Regions from separate parts of the Homo sapiens genome. Here region 1 is linked to region 2. The links are chromatin contacts, found by Hi-C or POLR2A ChIA-PET in ENCODE. All regions are on one chromosome and are shown on one strand. Each heading gives the region's core, a stretch centred on a gene start or an enhancer-like site at or near the end of the contact. The rest is flanking DNA. Distances are from core to core; before and after follow the strand shown.

The links. Hi-C counts contacts between places; a loop is a spot of excess contacts on that map. ChIA-PET counts read pairs that join two places held with the same protein, here RNA polymerase II (POLR2A). Pooled maps may share reads with other maps.
Region 1: a loop to region 2 is called in a pooled map, with 3 times the contacts of the local background. The contact joins two enhancer-like sites. A Hi-C loop is called at or near these places in 5 of 37 single-sample maps with no recorded cell type and 5 of 50 pooled maps. POLR2A ChIA-PET finds 5 or more read pairs at or near these places in 2 of 52 experiments (B cell and activated B cell).

The regions. Positions count from the first base shown.
Region 1 is chr3:188,697,467-188,704,526 of GRCh38, forward strand. All of the region lies in intron 7 of LPP (LIM domain containing preferred translocation partner in lipoma), which reads left to right. Among named protein-coding and RNA genes, the nearest start is that of MIR28, 12 kb to the left of the region's middle. Within about 2 kb of position 4,350, at least 4 of the 41 ENCODE cell types and tissues checked have a DNase peak (open chromatin) inside an H3K27ac peak, as active enhancers do.
Region 2 is chr3:188,436,629-188,443,057 of GRCh38, forward strand. All of the region lies in intron 4 of LPP (LIM domain containing preferred translocation partner in lipoma), which reads left to right. Among named protein-coding and RNA genes, the nearest start is that of LPP-AS1, 130 kb to the right of the region's middle. Within about 2 kb of position 2,628, at least 9 of the 41 ENCODE cell types and tissues checked have a DNase peak (open chromatin) inside an H3K27ac peak, as active enhancers do.

The DNA.
Region 1 (7,060 bases), core at 3,100-5,599, 260 kb after region 2:
ACAGAAACAGCTTGTACAGTAGGAAAGTGTTTTTATGCATATCAGACTGAAAATCTAGGTGCCTTATTTTTATCAGCAACTTGTCCACACTTTGGGCTCTCCAATCTCTCCTAGGTTCATACCTGAAAATACTAAAGAAAAGTCTGGAACCCCATGTTTTATAAAGTATGTTTCCTGTTATTTTCTAAGAGCTATCCATTTTTATAATATTCTGTTTAGATAATTTTAAAATTATAAAGAGAAAAACTCAAATTAATCATAATATCACAATCCTGACATAAGTCTTGTTAACATTTGGATATATTCACTTCTAGTAGCTGTTTGATAATACTTACATAGGCTAACATATACTGGCCCTTTTGCATATATATTTTTATACATTTGTAATTATCAGATGTACTATTTTCATATCTTCTTATTTTTTGGCACTATAATGGCAAGAATTATGACAATCCAAGTATCTAAAATAACAGATTAATAAAATCTTATTTTGAGCAGACAGGAAATTAGAACCAGTCAGGGCTGGAGCCGTGGCAACCGAAACTCTGTGCCGTCTTTTTGATAGTGCTTTATTAAAACTGTAGCTTGTAATTGAGGATAGTTTTTCTATGGGACAATGCATAGAAAGCTGTGCATGGTGATAAAACCTTTTTTTCCCGACATTAGAGCAACTAGCCCATTGCATTCTTCCAGGCAACCAAATGAAGATGAAACGTGTGCCTGGAGTCACTGCCAGGCATGTGGGGCACAGCAAAGGCCAAAATATGGTTTTAGTTTGAAAACCCAACCTTGAATAATGGTTCATTCTATTCATCAAACTTTTAGGTCATGGGTCTTGCCTAGGTGAAGCCATCCAATGGAAATAATGTCTTGGAATTCTCTTGCCTTTATTATGTCAAATCTCTAATATATAACATCCATAAAGCCTAATTAATGGGAAAAACTGAGTGTATGTTTTAGCCATAACATTGTGGAAATAGGTTCTTTTAGTTTCACACAAATAGAGATCTTCTCACCCCACCGAGAAAACTCGCTTTCTCCTTTACGGAGGGCCCGCATGGAGGTTTAGAGGGAAGGAACCCTGAAATGAGAACTGTGAATAAGGTTGGCAGGAGATCTTTGACCTAGATTCTCCTCGACTCTGAGGATTTGGCGCTTCTGCTCTGCGACTCGCTTTTCTTACTTCTTGCCTACCCGGCAGGATAACATCAGTGGTTGTACCTTGTCTGCCGAAGCCTAAGGGAGGCTGCTCTGCTCTAAATAGCCAAGCATGAGCTTTACTTTACTATTTGTCTTTTGGTCCTAAAGGCGAGACTGTACAAGAATTAATAGTTGGAGAGGCAGCAAGGCATACGTTCACCAAATGGCATGAATTTCAAGATTTGTAGCTAAAAAGTACTCAGAGTAATTACATCCCTTGCTAAAGCAACAATTAATGTGAAATTCGGGTACACTACACTGAAGTCCTTTATCAGCAGATGGAAAAGTGGAGAGTTACTGGAGAGATCTCATTCTGCAAACATTCTGCTTCCAAGAAGAAAATCATCTTTGTTAGTGGTTTCTAAGTTGTCCCTCTTGATAATTATAACTGACATCTATTTGATATTTAATATGTTACAAAGCTTCTTCATATGAATCAGATATTATTATTCTCCAGTTTATATATGAGAAAATCAACAATAGAAAAAGAAATCACTGGAGAACTTAAGTAGTATCTTAGACATCAGGCCTAAGAGCCAGATGCTCCAAGCCCAGGCACTATTATAGCTGCCTTGACACGTGGAGACGGAGAGAGGTGGGTGTGGAGAGACCTCACTTTCCCCCAGCTCAGCCTAGATAAAACCCTTGTGTGCAGAGACCAGGGCCCCCTGACTGGATGCCCAGGCCTTTTCCCAGCTGCAGTAACTCTTCCAACAACTCCTCCTGTCTGTAATTCAGAATCATCCATCCTTGGCTATGACTCCAAATTTGGTTTAAGAAAAGGCATTTTATGGGCATCGATGCATGGCATGAGAAAGGGAATATGAGGAAGTAGAGATTTTAAGAAAATCAAGATTTCGAAAGTTGAAGATCAACTGGGATGAGTTTCAAAGCAAGAATCAAACTTTTAAAGTCAAAATTTCTGGGTCTTCCTCTTTGTGTCCTTAAAATTCATTCTTCAATAAAATGGAACATAAGAATAGAAGAACCAAGAGCATGCTTTTCTAATCCCAAGGAGCTGTGAGGAGTGTTCATTTAGAAGATTTCAATTCAGATAGTCAGGTATCCACCTTCCACTTCTTTCCTTCTCTGTGGCCATCGCTTTTAACCTGAAACAGAAGAGGTATCCAGCAAATCATCTGCCCCTGGCCAGAAGGGGTTCTCCTTCCATTTAAGCAGTGAGATGTTGAGAGTAGAGTATAATTCAGTGAGAGTCAAAAAGTAGAAGCAGCCACAGGAAATTGCAAACTGCAGACTTGACACAGCTAAATAGAAGGGGGGAAAAGAACGAAAATATCAGAAATATATTTTTTCTGGCAGGCTTTCAGCTCTAAAACGGGGCTAATTCTACCTTTTGAAAAGAAGATAATTTCAATGTTTCTTTTTTTTCAAGAACACATAATTGAAGTTATTTTCCCTCTGAGGGAAGGAACCTCTTGTACATCACTACAAATGGACAAGAAAAATGAGCAGCTCTGGTACCCAGAGTGATAGAGTATTCATTATCATGTAATCTTTTTGAATATCTTGGCTGCCTTTTCCCGGTGTTTTATCCGCCTGAGCGGTGCTTTTCTGGTAAGGTTCAGATTTGCAGTAAATTTGAGTTATCTAACACCATGTAACAAAGAAATCAACAGCAGGTAAGCACTCAAGAAAGAAAAATGATCACGCCAAGGTCAGCCCCAGAGGAACTCAGGGGGCTGACATTGCGACAGATAGTGGGTATCCATTTTGTAAATTGGATCCTTAGCACACAGGTTAAAGTAGGTAAATTGTAGTAACAAAGATGCAAGATGGTGTGGTGTTTTCCTGGGAGCCATTTGCACCTTAGTGCGGGCTGTTTCCCATGCTTCCTTTTTCCTTTAGAAAGGATGATGGATATTTTTCTTCTCCACTCAGAAAAGGGGCAGTGGGATGATAAGGTGATTAACCTTTGTGTGTTCTTGATTTCATGCCCCAAGTGTAGTGAAAGTTCAGTAGGCTGCAGAAACCCTGTGACCTGCCCATTGCTTACTCAGATTCAGAATGCTGAATGAAGTTCTGGATGTTTCAGGGGATGCTGACAACTGGCTTAAGTCCTCTCATAAATGGAAATCTCTGTCATAATGAGGTTTCCACTTACTCAGTGTGTCTATTTTTATAGACTACAAAGGATCTGTAAATATGAATATCTGTGATTTCACTCTAAAGATTGGTAATGATATGTGTCTTGCATACTATGGGCACAAATGGGCACAAAAAAATGATAGAGTAGAACCAAAGGAAGCTTTGAAAATAACATGTTACACATAAAGAAACTGAGGCTCAGAAAATGGAAATGATTTGAGCAAAATCACTGGACAACTTAAAGGCAGAACTAAGATTAAAGATATTCTGAATAGTCAGGTCTTCTGTATTTATGGGTTTCTATGTAAATGTATAATCAAATACCATGAAGTGTTATATGAATATGACAGATACTGTTATGTATGTTATTCTTAATCTAGTGGAGTTTCCTTCTTCATCAAGGGTCCTATTCATGTGTACATTTTGTTTCAGAAGCAAGTCTTCATTACTGCATAGTCCCACCCATAATGTTTACCAGGGATTTAGACCCAGATTTGGCTGTAAATTTGGCTTCATATTAAGTATTTTCTTGAATGACAATCACCTGGGCCCCTAGCAAGAAAAGAGGAATGGCAAAGAAGAACCAGTTTTAGATAATTTTCAGCTGAAAAAAAAAAAATCTTTATTTTAAGAAGGGAAAATACAGAAACATAGAAAGAATATAAAGCATTCAATTTCCCATGACTTTCAACGATTAACCTTTGAGCATATTGTATTGCCGTAAGGCAGGTCAGCCTGGCCAGCGAGTGACTTATCTCCATGTGGTAGTTCAGGGCCCAGTCTCCATCCTTCCTGTGCCTCACAAGGCCACATCTAACTGCAAGGAGCATGGGAAATGTAGTCTAGCAGTGTGCCCAGCAAGAGGAGGAAATGGATTTTGGTGAGCAGTTAGCAGGCTCTGCCATGCTTAGTAAACATCAGTCCTTTTTAAAGCATATTAGCCACTAAATTGCTCAGAATGCCACGATATCTGGCTGCGTTTTTTTTTTTTGAAAGTGTCAGTGGTCTTGGTGTTAGAAGATGTTTGCCAATACACTTACTTCAGAAGCATGACTTTCATAAAAACTCAGCTCCCATTTTTAAATCTCATAATGACTTCCCATTACTTAAAACAGGCTTGGCATTGACCATATCTTACTTCTCTTTTCTCATCCTAGTTCTGTTTTTTTCCCTTTTTTTTTTTTTTTTTTTTTTTGAGACAGAGTCTCGCTCTGTCGCCCAGGCTGGAATGCAATGATGTGATCTGGGCTCACTGCAACCTCTGCCTCCTGGGTTCAAGCAATTCTTCTGCCTCAGCCTCCAGAGTAGCTGGGACTACAGACACCAGGCACCCGCCACCATGCCCGGCTAATTTTTTGTATTTTTAGTAGAGGTGGGATTTCACCATGTTAGCTAGGATGGTCTCGATTTCCTGACCTCGTGATCCGCCTCCCTCAGCCTCCCAAAGTGCTGGGATTATAGGCGTAAGCCACCACGCCCAGCCTTTCCTCTTAACAGTTTTTTAGATATACATGTTCCTCCTGAAATGCCTTTAACTTTCTTCCTTCTTTCTTTTCTTCTTCTTCTTCTTTTTTTTTTTTTTCCGGCTGTTGTACGCAATTTATTCTTCAAGATCAAACTACAGGTCATCTTTTTTTGGCAGCCTTCTTCCGTCTCAGAACACTGAATTCATACCTGTGTTTTAGAGCTTAGACTTTATTGTAATTGCCTATTTTCATGTCTCTTTCTTCCCAAACTGTGAGTTGTTAGAGACAGGATCTCTGAATAATTTGTCTTTATACTTAAAGTTCTTGGCACTTGGTAATCCCGTAGGAGATTTATGTTAAGACAATTTTGACGGAGTCCTCTAAAATCTGTCGCTCAGTAACTCACCTGTGGATCATATAACGTTAACTTGCCTTTAGTAAGAGATTCGGGTATTTCAGAAACAAACATATTAGTGATTAAGATTGATACTTACAAGAATGTCTTTTTTTAAGAGAAAGGTTTGCTTCACAATGTCTTTGTTTTGCTATTTGGCAGCAAACCTCCACTCTGATAAAAGAAATCTTTGCTTAGATAATAGACTCAGACTAAAATCCAAACAGCCGCACAGTAAGAGAACTAGAAAGTCTTGGAGACAATGATATCAAAACCCCGAGAGGCATTGCAGTGAAGAAGTATGCCCAACTCAGCACACCCCAGTTTCAACGTTCTGCTGTTTTTAAGCAGCGGTACCTCTACAAGGTTGCTCACTTATCTTCTTAAGTCTCTATTTTCTCATCCAGAAATAGGATTACATGTCATACAGGGCTGTTGTGTAGGCATTTGAGATTTCACATCTGTGAAAGTAGGCATCTTGAAAAGGGTCTTGCAAACATGAGGAATTAATATGCTACAGTGAATATGTTGCTGATACAACTCACACTTCTACTTCTGAAGAAACGAGAAACAAAAATAACACAAACTATTCCCTTTCAGCACCTCCCACCACAAATATTCAATCGTGTTTTATTACCCATACAATATGCTAGAAGTTGCTTATTAACAAATAAGTTGGACACAGTTGTTCATTTTTCTTAGGAGGTATTGAGCCCTAAACACTATCGAGAGAGAGGTATTAGAGTAGGTCTCTGATTATGACAGTAAGAATAGTACTGGATTACTGCTTCTAGGCTCGAACACTGAAAGTTTTAAGCTGTCTTCTTTGGTGTAAGAGACAACTCTTAACGGAGGAACCCTGTGTTTCTCCATGGTGTATTCCACAGGTGTTAAGTATTCTGCACTGGGTTAGTGACAGCCGTGGAGTGGAGGTGGAGGCTGTTCTCTAGCCAAATAAACTTCAGAAATACTGAAAGAAATGGTCTCTCAGAATCTTTCATCATAAGAAAAAAACAGGAATCCATAATTAGCATTAGATAAAAGAGTAGAATCTAACAGAAAATAGCCTTTCCAAGTGTTATTTCAGAAACAGCATAGCAAGCAAATAGAGTATTCAGAGAACAAAAAGAATGATAACGTTTTTCTCAAAATCTGTGAAATATTGACAAGGTAAGTACTTTGAAATTAGATTTATACTTGAAATGTAAGTGCTAGGGGTAGAATCTAAATTTCTGGCTTAGATTTATAAAGGACAGGATCGGCCTTCTTGCTGCCTTGTCTATATTGAAAGGGAAACTGATATTAGGTTGAGACAATGATAAATTGTGTCTGTTCTCTGAGGGTCCATCCTAAGACTGAAGACAGGAATTATCAAGTTTTCTCTAACAGTCGTTTGGCTTAATTAAAACAACTTGCACCATTATTATTAGAGGTAATATTTTATACTTTTCTAGCACTCTCTGTGGGAAGCATCGTTTGCTTGGGGAAAAAATGCATGGCACTTGGAGACAGGTGACACCATATTTTGGGCTCAAGGTCTCCCTGTATTGCAAGCCTGGAGAAAAGGTGTAGGTCACTTCCCAACCTCATTTTCAATTCCACTACCTGAACTGTAATAATCCACTCCCTCAGAGGCAGTTTGAGAGATTCAAAGAGATCCTCTTTGTTACAATTGTCTGAAAGTAGTTAAACTCTATTTATCATGAAATGTGGGTTATCTCACTTTAATTCTTACAGAGACTGTGAGGTACCACTGGCAAGTCCATTGATAGAAGAGAACCTGAAGTTATGAAAGGTTGACAAGCTCACCTAAGGATGCCAAGTGAAGGTCATAGTCAAATCTCTGTCTCTAACCTTAATGATACTGCCGTATAATGTATTCCTTTATCTCTGG
Region 2 (6,429 bases), core at 1,378-3,877:
GGATTTCTATGCAAAAGGCCAAAAAGGGCTTTTGGTGAGATTTTAAAAATAGAAAACCAATTAGAAAATAATTAGGTGTATAGTGGTAGGCCCAGACTTGAATTTCAGTATGAATTTTGAAAAAGAATATATATTTTAAGGCCTACAAGGGCAAAAGTAGATGGGCTTTAAAGTTTGTGTAGGTAAGATTGTCTGTGGGTGAAGATGGGTAGTGGGATGGTGAGCAGGCAGAGTGGGGTTGGGGTGTGGGGTGGCACGGCCAGCTTTAATGGAGACAGGCGACTTCGATGGGGGGTAGGACATGAGGTGCACAGAGCAACAGTTTTCAGAGGTGCAGTAGGGATGATCCAGGGGATCAGAGAGGAAAAGAGTAAAGACTCTGCCAACCTTTCAGCCTGGAGCCTAGAGCCACAGTGTGAGTTAAAGATGTAAATTCCTTGGAATTAAGAACCATACCTTATTTAGCCATTTATACAGCTGCTTACCATGGTAATAATTAGAAATTAAGATGATGATCTTTTATGTGAGCAACTTTCCTAAATAACACTTGATGCTGCTGATAAATGAGACTTAGGTACAGTGCTTTTTCTGTAGGATTCAGGCCTAAATGGATCTAGGAGGATACTAGAGCTTCCGTTCCAAAGTACGTGCATTTGAATGATATGCTAAGTAATGCCTTGTGTATCCTTCAACAGGAAAAGTTCCTGCTATTAGGATAATTTGATATGCACTTGATGTTTGCTAATATGTTTCAATCACATAAATCCTTCTTGGATATTTTTGTTCTTTGTGGACTTCAGGTAAGTTTAAAGATATTCCACACACTTAAATATGTACACAAATGACTTTATAACAAGAAAGCAAATTTGTTTAAAAAACAAACCTACAATTCTGTCTCTCTAACACATCAACTCCATTTTCTCTGTACTCTTTTAGTCTTTGCCAATATATGTTTATAGTTTTCATAATATGTAACTAAAGATAGACATAATTTTGCATTTTTTTCACTTAATACTACAGAATAAGAATTCCCCACCATCATATTTAGCAATGGCATTATAGTTCTTGAAGTAAGCATCCCAGAATTTATTGAACTATTGCCATATTACTGGTCGTTTGTGTTATTTCACTGCTTTAAGTGTTTTTATGTTAGAGAACATAATGAAGGTCTTCATGGGTATAGCTTTTTGAGAAGCTAGACATGTTGAAGAAATTGGGAGCATGCTATTACTAGCTTCTATGAATTGGTATTTACTATGTATCCCTTTAATTAAATTCCATTCTGCAGTAAGTGTGATAGCTTTGCCGAAGCACTTGGGGGCCAAAAGGACATTTGTAACTGGTTAAGTTGGAAGATATTTATTTGTATAAGGTGGGTAGGGACAGGATGGACAGGCTATTTTTCTTGGCCACACTCACTGAATTTAAATAGGCAATGGAGATAAATCAGTTGTGGCCCAACTAGACTGCCTGGATATAATATCCTTTTGGACTGGATCATGTCGTTTCATTGCAGTCAGGATGGCTAAGCATGGTGATGGATCATAACTGACCAAACAGACAGGTTGGTTAGAATGTATGACCAGTCATAGCTGTGTAACTGAGGAACTGATTATATTCCTGTGACTAATGAAAAAGCCCAATCTTAGAGTAGCTGTGGTAATTATAATGAGAATACTAGTAAAACATTTTAAGGTGTTGTGTTCCAGACACTATTCCATGCATTACACACACACACACACACACACACACACACACACACACACACACACAGTCTCATTTAATCCTCATAATATTATGAGGTAGTGCTATTATTAATATCCATTTTCTGGATGAGGAAACTGAGGCCCCAACCAGTGAAATAACTTGCTTTGAGTCCCATATTAAGTAGTACTACCCAGGCAACCTGGCCCCAGAGCTTACTTACACGTGTAGTAACTACACTGTTCTTCCCATTTATGAGGTGATTAAACTATGGAGGCAGGCATGGCATACCTGCAGAACAGGACTAGAATCTCATAGGTTTTTGAACTTATTAGGCAGACCTAAGGTTTTTTACACTTCCTGAGGCTATAGAACAGAACTAATCTCTTAGCCTTAATGTCACTATAACGTAAAAACCACGTGAAGAGAATTACGATGGTGAGCAGAGGATAGGACACTTATTATAGTTGTTACCTCATTTATTTAATTCTTTGTTTCTTAGAGAATAAGATTCTGGTACATAGCAGGTTCCCATTAAATACCTATTGATTTAAAGTTTAAAACAAGGAATAATGGCTAAATGAATCATTGAATGCATATGTCTATTTCTTGGAGGTCTAATCATGTTTTCAAAACTTTGGCTCAACTGTAGTTAGTGCAGAGTATGTATGGTCATTCTGCTAGAGCAAAATCTTAGTATAGGATTAAAGAACTCTGCAAATTGTTAAAACATGCAGGTACACTAGTTTCAAAATGTATTAGTTTGATTTATTATTGTCATTTTCTGATAAAGAAAGGGGAGTAGTCTCCCCTAAAGTTTGGTGATTAAGTCACCAGCCACCTTTTCTATTTTGGTTGTTGTGGTAATTGGTGTTTCCTGGAAATTTTCCCTCTGTTCTATTAATAATGTTAAAGGGGGTTACAGCCGTGACTCACTCCAGGAAGTCAACCATCATTCGCTTCCTCAATCTCACCAACCAGTCCCCATGTACAAAATCAGCGACTTCTGCAAATGAGTTACTTTACAGCTCTCAAGAGAGTTCTAGAAAATACAGCTTTTGTATTTCGCTGTGTGCTTCCTGCCTTGGCAGAGAGTAAAACAAACCTTCATGTTTTGCTCCTTGGTAGTCTCGAGATAATTGACCAGTTAGGTAACTAGTGTAGTCTCACTCAAGAGAAATCCCACTTGCTGTCTAACAAAAGTCCCTTGGCACTCAGATTTGCAAAGTTAAACCTGGGGACAGTTCATGAAGTCCAGTGGAGTCTATACTTCTTTTATACCTGGCTTTATGTTTCTGTATTCATTATTTTGCTCAATGTTTAATTAAGTAATGAATATTTTAACTTGTTCAACATATAACTCCGTATGTCTTAGCACTGCTGTGTAGTAGATACCATCATAGGCACTGAGGATGCAGTACAGACATGGTAGCTGCCCTTGGGAACCTTCTATCCTAGTTATTGTTCACTATATTACCAAGTTAACCACAGGGAAAACAAGTTCAGAGAATACATAGGCTGTGGGCCTGTCCTAAAGGAATCAATCTGTAACCGACATGTCTAAAGTTGTGCAGGATAGGATTATTCCACTTAATTCTGTAATTTGTTTTGTCTGGAATTTATCTCATCTATGCCCCCACCCTCACTCATACACATAAACATGGAGATGGAACTTAACTGTGCATTCTCGTGGTACTTAAATTTTTGTACCTTGGATTATCAAAATTTTTGTTCATGTCCTAGCTTCTCTGCAAGTTCTTTGGTTAAAACCAGTGTGTGACACATCTCTGGATCAGAAATGTCTTCCTTTCTACCTTTCACCTTCCCCAACCTTCCTGGTCTCCTAGCACAGTGCCAGATGAATGACAGCTGTTTAGTATGTTTGGTAAATGCTAACTGTGTGTGATCTTAGAAAAGTTAGTGAACTTTGCTGATTTTCAGTGTCCTCTTTCGTAAAAAAGAGAATAATAACCATTTCTACTTCCTAGGTTGTTGTCAAGGTTAAGTATTATATTTAAAGTTTTTTTTTAGTAGTGACTAGCACTTAGTAAGCACTTACTGAATGTTATCATTAATAAATGATCTTACAAAGCAGTAGCATTTCCTTCTAGGATTTTTTTGTAGTCCTTCATGATTGATAGAGAAGAGACATGCAGTCTAGGATTTCACATCAGCTTTTTAAATATAGGAAACCAGATGTAAATATGCTGCTTCGGTTATTTACATCTGACATTCTTGCATGCTTGCTGACAAAACATTAAGTAAAAATTATGCTACTCTTTCCCTTAGATGTCAATTCATGGTCACATTAAAGTCACAAGATTTTTCCTGAAACTTACTGCTGGTACCAATTTTACCATAGGTTATCTTAATTAGTATCATCACACAGTGGTGCAGTTTGACCTTTGGGGTTTGATTCCAGTCCTTTGTTTATTCTGACTGTGAATGGAGGAGTCAGGCAGAATGACCTTTACATATCTTTACCTCCTTCTCCCATCTTCTGCTGGCATAGAAAACTTTGCATAAAGAAAGGCAACAGAGCAACTGCAAAATTGCTGGGATTAAAAAGAAAATTGTATGATAATGAGAAATCCAGTGTACTCTCTCTCCCTTAATATGTGTGTGTGTGTGTGTGTGTGCGCCTGTATACATCAGATATATGGATTGATGCAGTGTACTCTCTCTCCCTTAATATGTGTGTGTGTGTGTGTGTGCGTGCCTGTATACATCAGATATATGGATTGATTTCTTTTTGTTTATAAAAAATATTCACTTTTCAAAATGTATTTATACTATGCTATCATTGAATTCTTACATATCAACCCTTTGTGGTTGACACTGCAGAGATGATGAGCTCCATTTTATAAAGATGGGGCAGTTTTATCTCAACAACTAGTGTGTTCTAGATCAAGGACTGATTCCAGATTCTCAAAGTCCTACAACAGTAATCTTCACCATGCTGTGTGTATGCGTGCGTATGTGTTTATCAGAATATATTAGAAGATAATTTGCAAGCAGGGATTGGTTAAAGTTGAATGTTTATGTATTCTTTTGTAGTGTTGCTTACGTTTTAAATAAAAATAAAACTGCAGTGGATGTGCATTTGTCATCATTTAGAGGCCTTCAGACCCCAATTCGTAGTTTCTTCACAGTTGCCTCTATTTTCTGATTACTAGTCCCTGGAAGGTACAGTGTCAGAGTTGAAGGGATGTTCTCAAATCCCCCTAAAGTTTTCCATTGCAATACTCATTACAGTTTCTTTTTTTCTTTTCTTTTCTTTTTTTTTTTTTTTTTTTTTTTTTTTTTGAGATGGAGTCTCGCTCTGTCGCCCAGGCTGGAGTGCAGTGGTGTGATCTCGGCTCACTGCAAGCTCTGCCTCCCAGGTTCACGCCATTCTCCCACCTCAGCCTCCTGAGTAGTTGGTACTACAGGCGCCCGCCACCACGCCCGGCTAATTTTGTTTTTGTATTTTTAGTAGAGACGGGGTTTCACCGTGTTAGCCAGGATGGTCTCCATCTCCTGACCTCATGATCCGCCCACCTCGGCCTCCCAAGTGCTGGGATTACAGGCGTGAGCCACCGCGCCCGGCCGCAATACTCATTACAGTTTCTAATTGCGTATGTGTGTAAAAGAACATATAACTTCCTCACAGACTCAGCTGTACACTCTACAGGGGCATCATTGTATCTTAGGGGTCTAGCCTAATGGCTGGTGGGCACTAGGTGCTTAGCAATAACTATTGAATGAATGAATGAAAAAATGAATAAGTGAATTCAACACAACTTTTATTTATTTATTTTTATTATTATACTTTAAGTTCTAGGGTACATGTGCACAACGTGCAGGTTTGTTACATAGGTATACATGTGCCATGTTGGTTTGCTGCACCCATCAACTCGTCATTTACGTTAGGTATTTCTCCTAACGCTATCCCTCCCCCAGCCCCACACACCCCAAGAGGCCCTGGTGTGTGATGTTCCCTTCCCCGTGTCCGTGTGTTCTCATTGTTCAACTCCCACTTGTGAGTGAGAACATGCGGTCAACATAACTTTTAAAATCCAGAATGTCAGTACTAAAAGGAGCCTTTTAAGTATTAGAATTCAACTTAATGAAATGTTGCTACGTATTTTCTCTGTTCTCATCACTGACGTAGCTGCTTTGGAGCATCTATATCTGATATTTAGATAGTGGATGGCTTCTTGCAAACACTTACATTGCTCACGTAGTAATGTGAACCAACAGATTGGTGGCCCGGGCAGCAACATATTTTCTATAATCTGTAGCATGAAGCCAACTGAGGTGTGACCGTGGTATTTCCTGAAGTGGCTTTCTTTTGCTTTTCTGTTTTGATTATTATGTGGCTGTGGATTTAGTTCACACCATCACTGTGAAGAATTTTCGAAACTTAAGAATCAAGCTCTGTTTATACATTTTCAACGTAAGCCCTTAATTACAGTCACTCCTCGGGCCCAGTGATTTTACAGTTACATGTCAGATTGAGGGGTTTCGTCTTGAGAATGTCAGCTGGCTCTGTGAAGAAGAAGAAGAGCAGATACGTGAGTTACCCAGAGGAGTGCTGATTGAGTCCAGGAGTCTTTCTGTTTAAGAGCACGTTGAAAGAGTTTGTGTGTCTATTTGTAAAACCATTTTGGAGATGATAAAAAGCATTCTGAGACACACAAATTTTTTTTCTGTTTTCAAAGGCAAGACAGAGACATGTGGACA